Regions from separate parts of the Homo sapiens genome. Here region 1 is linked to region 2. The links are chromatin contacts, found by Hi-C or POLR2A ChIA-PET in ENCODE. All regions are on one chromosome and are shown on one strand. Each heading gives the region's core, a stretch centred on a gene start or an enhancer-like site at or near the end of the contact. The rest is flanking DNA. Distances are from core to core; before and after follow the strand shown. Region 1 holds the start of RCHY1 (ring finger and CHY zinc finger domain containing 1). Region 2 has its middle 12 kb from the start of RUFY3.

Region 1 (3,409 bases), core at 260-2,759, 4.8 Mb before region 2:
ACCTATGCTTGATCTACTTCTAAATAGAGAGGGCAATATATTCGAGCAAAGCTCCTTCATTCAGATTGTAAACTACATGTAAACAACATTGAATTTCTTTGGCGGTGTGATAAAATACAAAGTAATAATATTAGCAAAAGTTAGCCTTATGGTATTTTTTGTAAACCAGTCTCTGATATCTTAAAGTCTCTGATATCTTAAAACTTTTAAACTAAATTATAAACATGTAAAGGTATCACATTGTCACTTCAAATTTAACAAAAAGGTTATTTAAAAAGGACTCGGGAACTAAAGTTCAAAATTGAAGACTTAAGTAGAACTGTCTTTTGCTTTTTATAACATGGCCAAAGTATTTGGCTTAACTACAGCAAAATCTTACACGTGAAATGTCAGTCCTTTTAACTTCGAATTTGGCAAGCAGCGAGAAGCACATCCAATGGCGGAGCAGCATTTCACCATTTTAGCAACTCATAACAAAACTGAAAGAAAATTAGAATGTTAAGAGTTAGTAACCGGAAAGCTGAAGGGGAATATTTTCCCTTTCCCGGTGTTTTAGGAAACACAAAATCAGGATAGAAAGCTAAAGACAAATATCTTCTTCTAACACCTGCAGCTTTGCTTACATCATTTTCCAGGGCCTTGACTCTTTAATAAGGAGAAACATATTTAGCTGTGTACCCCGAGTATGATTTCAATTTTGTTGGCTTGTACATTTTCCTTCCACCTTCTAACAGGTACCATGTTCTTTGTGCCACAAAGCCTTTTGCACACTAACTCCTACCCATCTTTCAGCCCTCGGCTTGCATCGCTTCCCCAGGGAAGCCTTCCCTCACTGACACTCAGATTGTCAGAGCTGCTCTAATATTAGCTCTCACAGGACACACACTTCTTCCTAGCACTTCTCCAGGTTGTAATCTTACATTTATTGCAGTGATTGCTCTTATTAATGTCTTCCTCCTCCACCAGTCTTGTTAGTTCCATGAGGTCATGGTGGAGTGTGTCTATTTTTCCTTACTTTTTGTCCTCACGGTTTAGCTGGTGACTGGCAATAGTGAATGTCAGTACATATTTTGAAAGAACAGCAAGTAAACGGGAAAGGGAGGAAGCAAGAAGCACTTCGAGGTGCCAGCGAGCACCCTGGCGTCCAAGAGCAGCGCGCGGGACCCGCTGAGCCCAGGGCCCGGGCCGAGCTCCGCCCCTTTCTCCAGGCTCCCCGCCACCGGAGGGAGAGAGGGAGGACCCGTCACAGGTAACGATGCGCCCAGTGAGCGTCCTTTCCTCTGGGGCCAACCAGCGTCTCCGCGCCGCTGCCGCCAACCTCGCGCCGAACTACGCCCTGAGATTTGGGCGGGTAGCGATTGGGGGAAAACAGGCAACCTAAGAGTTATTACCGTTAGCAGCGAAGACTGCGACTAACGTCAACGACGGAGACTGCGTCTGCCTTCGCTTCCGCCTCGTAGCCCCGGGAACCGGAAATCCGTCTGCCCCGGGTCACGTGCTTAGGAGCCATATTGTCGCTAGTGGCCGCTGGGGCTGGGAGGGGTGTGCTAGAGAGGCGCAGCTTCTCTGGGCGTGGTTTTTATCCTGGGGGAAGGATCGGTGGAATGTGAGGGGAGGTGGAGGAGATGGCGGCGACGGCCCGGGAAGATGGCGCCAGCGGTCAAGAGCGAGGTCAGCGGGGCTGCGAGCACTATGACAGAGGATGTCTCCTAAAGGTGACGCCTTCTATGGACTCTTCCCTGACAAGCTTCCGTCAGGTTGGGCTGGGGCGGGCTGGGCAGGTGGTTAGGCTTGGATTTAAGTTTGAGGTTAACCTGATTTTCAGGATACCTTTTCCACCTGGAACTGGGTTCTTCTTGAGGAGAACGTTTTTGGCAAGGCGATAAGCCCCACCTTTCCTACCTGCTTCGTACCTTTAAAGCAAAACCCTTCTTGGGAAGTGATTAGGCTTGCACAGTGGTCTCTGCCAGTGGGCTTATTCGTCTTTTGCTGCCGAAGTAGACTGAGGCAGCCCCGGGCCTGTACTGGGGTTTTCCGTTCAGGTGTGTGATGAAATAATGGAAGTGGAGATAATGGAAATAAGCAAGTGGAGAACCCGAATACGATTTCAGCTCCTGTGGTAAAGTTTTATAGCCTGCCAGCTTCATGTTAAAGGCAGTGCACATGTTCAGACGTAGGAGAAAACGTGTGTCCCAAAAAAGAAGACAATCATGTAATTGCCATTAAATAGGAAATTATGCATAGGAAAGTGCCTAATAAGCATGTATTGTTACTCTGAGAAAACTTCTTAATCTGTATTTTTTTTTAAATTGGCACGTATTCAATTGAAGTTTCCTGATTTTCCTTGCAAGAAACAGTACAAAAATTTTGCTTAGAAAACTTGAGCTTTGGAACCTCAACCGCCCTATCCCCAAATCTTAGCTCTCCTCTTTAATAACTGATTTTAGCTAGCTCCTCTCTACCCCGTATGTAAAATGGAGATGATCGCGCCTGTTTCATAAAAGTGTATGAGGATTATATACTAAAGGGCGTGTATAGTGTTTAACAGGGCGCATTCCCTGAAGTAAATGAGTAGTAAATATATACCACCATGACTGTTACTATCATCGTCAATCTGAGTATTATTATTTTTTGTTCTTTCACTTCACAAGTCAGCCTTGCTGGTCACTGCCTCATTATTAGAAGCAAGTTCAAGTCTCAGGCCTGTACGTGCATCCTAAACTCTTTTCTATAGGTCATGGCTTGACGAACATTGCTCCACTGAACTGGATGAAGCTCCTTAAAAATGTTGGTCATCCACCAAGTGTTGTGTAAGGAAATTGAATGCTATCCTTATGATTCAATTTCTACTGAGATGTATTATTATTCTTTCAAACTTGAGGTCTAAAACGGAATTTAACATCTTGGTGCCCCCCATAAACCACACAATTAGATCTGTGTATCATAGCACTAAGATACTTCGCCCTAGGTGTCAAACAGTTTTTGCCTTCCCCCGCCCCCCCCCCCCCCTTAAATACCAGAGGCCAAGTGAAGTATTTCAAGGAGGATGTGGTCAGCTGGGTCAAATGCAGCTGTTTGAGTAAGATAACTGAGAATTGCCCTTTGGATTTGGCAAGGAAGAGGTCACTGGTGATCTTGACAAGAGGAGTTTTAGTGGAGAGATCAGGATTAGAGTGAATTTAGGAAAGAATGGGAGGAGTGGAATTGAAAATAGCACTTATAGGGTATTCTTGGGGTTTAGCTGTAAAGGGGAGCAAAAAAAAGATGTGGTTGCTGGGAGATCTGGCACCATATTTTTTCCTCTTTAAGAGAGGAAGTATTACAGCATGTTTGTATATTCTAGGAAATGATACAATAGAGTGAGAACGTTTTATAATGCAGGAGAGAGTGAGAAAACTGTAAGGGCATT
Region 2 (3,001 bases), core at 156-2,655:
ACATACTTCTTTTTTTTTTTTTTTTTTTTTTTTTTTCCAGACGGAGTCTTGCTCTGTGGCCCAGGCTGGAGTGTAGTGGCGGATCTTGGCTCACTGTAACCTCTGCCTCCTGGGTTCAAGCGGTTCTCCTGCCTCAGCTTCCCCAGTAGCTGGGATTACAGGCGTGCACTACCATACCTGGCTAATTTTTTTGTATTTTTAGTAGAGACGGGGTTTCACCATGTTGGCCAGGCTGGTCTTGAACTCCTGACCTCAAGTGATCCGCCTGCCTTGGCCTCCCAAAGTGCTGGGATTACAGGCATGAGCCACCATGCCTGGCCCATTGACATATCTCTTTATATAAATTAAAAATTTTAATAAATAAAACAAAAAACATGTGTTCAATTCCTGACCAGGTATACTGTTTTCTTTTTCTTTTTTTTTGTTTTTTGAGATGGAGTTTCACTCTTGTTGCCCAGGCTGGAGTACAATGGCGCAATCTCGGCTCACCACAACCTCTACCTCCCGGGTTCAAGTGATTCTCCTGCCTCAAACTCCTGAGTAGCTGGGATCACAGGTGTGCGTCACCATGCCCAGCTAATTTTGTATTTTTAGTAGAGACAGGGTTTCTCCATGTTGGTCAGGTTGGTCTCGAACTCCCGACCTCAGGTGATCCGCCTGCCTTGGCCTCCCAAAGTGATGGGATTACAGGCGTGAGCCACCGCACCCGACCTTTACTGTTTTCTAGAGTACTACTAAACAATTAAAAAAGAAGAGAGACAATAACAGAAATGTCCACAGAGGAAAAACTAAAATATATATATTTTACACAAACACATATACAATCTACACATACATACATGCATGCATGCAATATATATGATATATACATATCTGTATACTTGTGTGTGTATATATGTTAATGAAACTGCAAGCATAAATTTTCTCCCCTTAAACACTAATTCCTGGGTTTACATGTATATTTCGAACCTCCTTCCCCATACAATGGATTTTTCAAGTGCATCTGTCAGAGACAAAGGCTTCTAGGTACCTCATTCTCTGCACTATCCGGGGCTTAATCATGGCACTCGCTGTTAAGTATACTCAACTTTGTAGTGGGTAGTCATAGTAACGCTGCCAGTCCTTTTCAAGATTCTTTTTCTTCTATTCCTCTTCTAGCCTTCCTCCTATCTCAAAACAGCACTTAAAAATACAGAAAGCTGCTACTTGGTGAGTGGGACACTTTTTTGGACACTGCCTTAACTGGGAGAGAAAAGACAAGGGCAAGGATGTGGGCTATTTGCATAGCATTGCCTTGAACAATGTTTGCCGTAGTTGTGGGAGTTGGAAGGAGAAAAGAATAACTAAATAGAAGCTGTTAACTGTGCAAACAGCAGGGTGACTCTTCCAACCAACACTAAAGGGAAGCCATCTTTTGTCTATCCTGTCCATTCACAAGACGATCTCTAACGGCAGGATGGAAAAGGAAAGCATTAAAAGTATTACACCATGGCCTGCAAGCAGATCCTCCTTACAAATTGTAGTTGCTGAGAAACTGGCATGGAAGGTCATACATACACCAAGAGGATAAAGCCACCACGAAATATAAAAACATACATGTCTGTAAATGCATGAAAAAGTTCAGGATGAAAACTCCCCAAACTCAAAAGTGGGCATCCTCCAATAAGGAACCGGGGAGAGGGTGCTGGAGGTCCACAAAGAGGAAAGTTCACTTTGTAACTGTACTTATGTATTATGAAACATTTAAACAATGAGCATAGATTCATGTATTACTTGTACATTTATAAAATCAAATTTTAAAAGGCATGGCAGAGAGTTTTATGAGATTTAAAGTTAGAAGTATAAAAACCTAGCAGATTACCAGCACTCAAAGACTCAGAAAGAGACATAATCCTCAACAAGGCACATCAGAAGTCTCCTTTCACACTGCATTGAAGCAGATTGATTTCATGGATATTATATCCTGCAAGATTTTGGAACAAAACAATTCATGTGACAAACCCTGAAAAGTTTAGGCTACCTTCTATTTACAAACTTTTTTTTGAAACAGCATCTCGCTCTATTACCATGACTGGAATACAGTGGTGTGATCACGACTCACTGCATCCTCAACTTCCCAGACTCATGCCATCCTCCCACCTCAGACTCCTGAGTAGTTGGCACCAGAGGCATGTGCCACCATACCCAGCTAACTTATTTTTAATTTAAAAAATTTTTTTTTTGTAGAGACAGAGTCTGCTTATGTACAGGCTGGTCTCCAATTCCTGGGCTCAAGTGATACTCCTGCCTAGGCCTCCCAAAGTGCTGGGATTGCAGGCTTGAGCCACCGTTCCAGTCTCACACATTTTTGCTATTCTTCAGCACTGTTATTTAAAAACAGAGCTTCTGAACTCAAATGTAAAATTTAATTTTTAAAACCTCTAAGTACACTCAAGATTTCTAAAATAAAAAGATAATACCACCTTAATACACAGTCTTTCAAAGCTATAATATTTTATATACTTTTAGCAAATACATTACTGAGAGTTAAAAATTGGGTTGCTAAAGAGGCAGATGCCAGTCATCGTAATATTCACTAGGCATTGAGGTTGAGTCCATGTACCATTCTCGTAATTAAGAAGTCTTTTAAAAACTGTTTGGGGCCAGGTGTGGTGGCTTACACCTGTAATCCCATCACTTGTGAGGCCGAGGAGGGTGGATCACTTGAGTCTAGTTCGAGAGCAGCCTGGCCAACATGGTCTCTACTAAAATACAAAAAAAAAAATAGCTGGGGTGGTGGTGCGCACCTGTAATCCCAACTACTTGGGAGGCTGAGGCAGGAGAATCTCTTGAACCTGGAAGGAAGAGGTTGCAGTCAGCCCAGATTGTACTGCTGCACTCTAGCCTGAGCACAGAGTGAGACTGTCTCAAAAACACAAAATAAAAAAACAAAAACTGTTTGGTCTCAAGTGTTCATGTATTTTATTTTTATTTTTTTAAAAACAGGGTTTCGTTCTGTTGC

The links. A loop is a pair of places that touch in the nucleus more often than their neighbours do. ChIA-PET counts read pairs that join two places held with the same protein, here RNA polymerase II (POLR2A). Pooled maps may share reads with other maps.
Region 1: a loop to region 2 is called in a pooled map, with 2.6 times the contacts of the local background. The contact joins the promoter of RCHY1 here to the enhancer-like site in region 2. A Hi-C loop is called at or near these places in 1 of 168 maps with a recorded cell type or tissue (naive thymus-derived CD4-positive, alpha-beta T cell) and 4 of 50 pooled maps. POLR2A ChIA-PET finds 5 or more read pairs at or near these places in 1 of 52 experiments (GM12878).

The regions. Positions count from the first base shown.
Region 1 is chr4:75,512,503-75,515,911 of GRCh38, reverse strand. RCHY1 (ring finger and CHY zinc finger domain containing 1) reads left to right here and starts at 1,509. Exons shown (of 9, transcript NM_015436.4): 1 at 1,509-1,715. The coding sequence starts at 1,626. THAP6 (THAP domain containing 6) reads right to left here and starts at 1,439. Exons shown (of 5, transcript NM_144721.6): 1 at 1,392-1,439; 2 at 380-479. The coding sequence starts at 459. RefSeq lists enhancers at 744-963, 539-1,469, 1,304-1,783, 1,470-2,400.
Region 2 is chr4:70,708,100-70,711,100 of GRCh38, reverse strand. It overlaps a transcript of RUFY3 not described here. Among named protein-coding and RNA genes, the nearest start is that of RUFY3, 12 kb to the left of the region's middle. Within about 2 kb of position 1,405, at least 2 of the 41 ENCODE cell types and tissues checked have a DNase peak (open chromatin) inside an H3K27ac peak, as active enhancers do.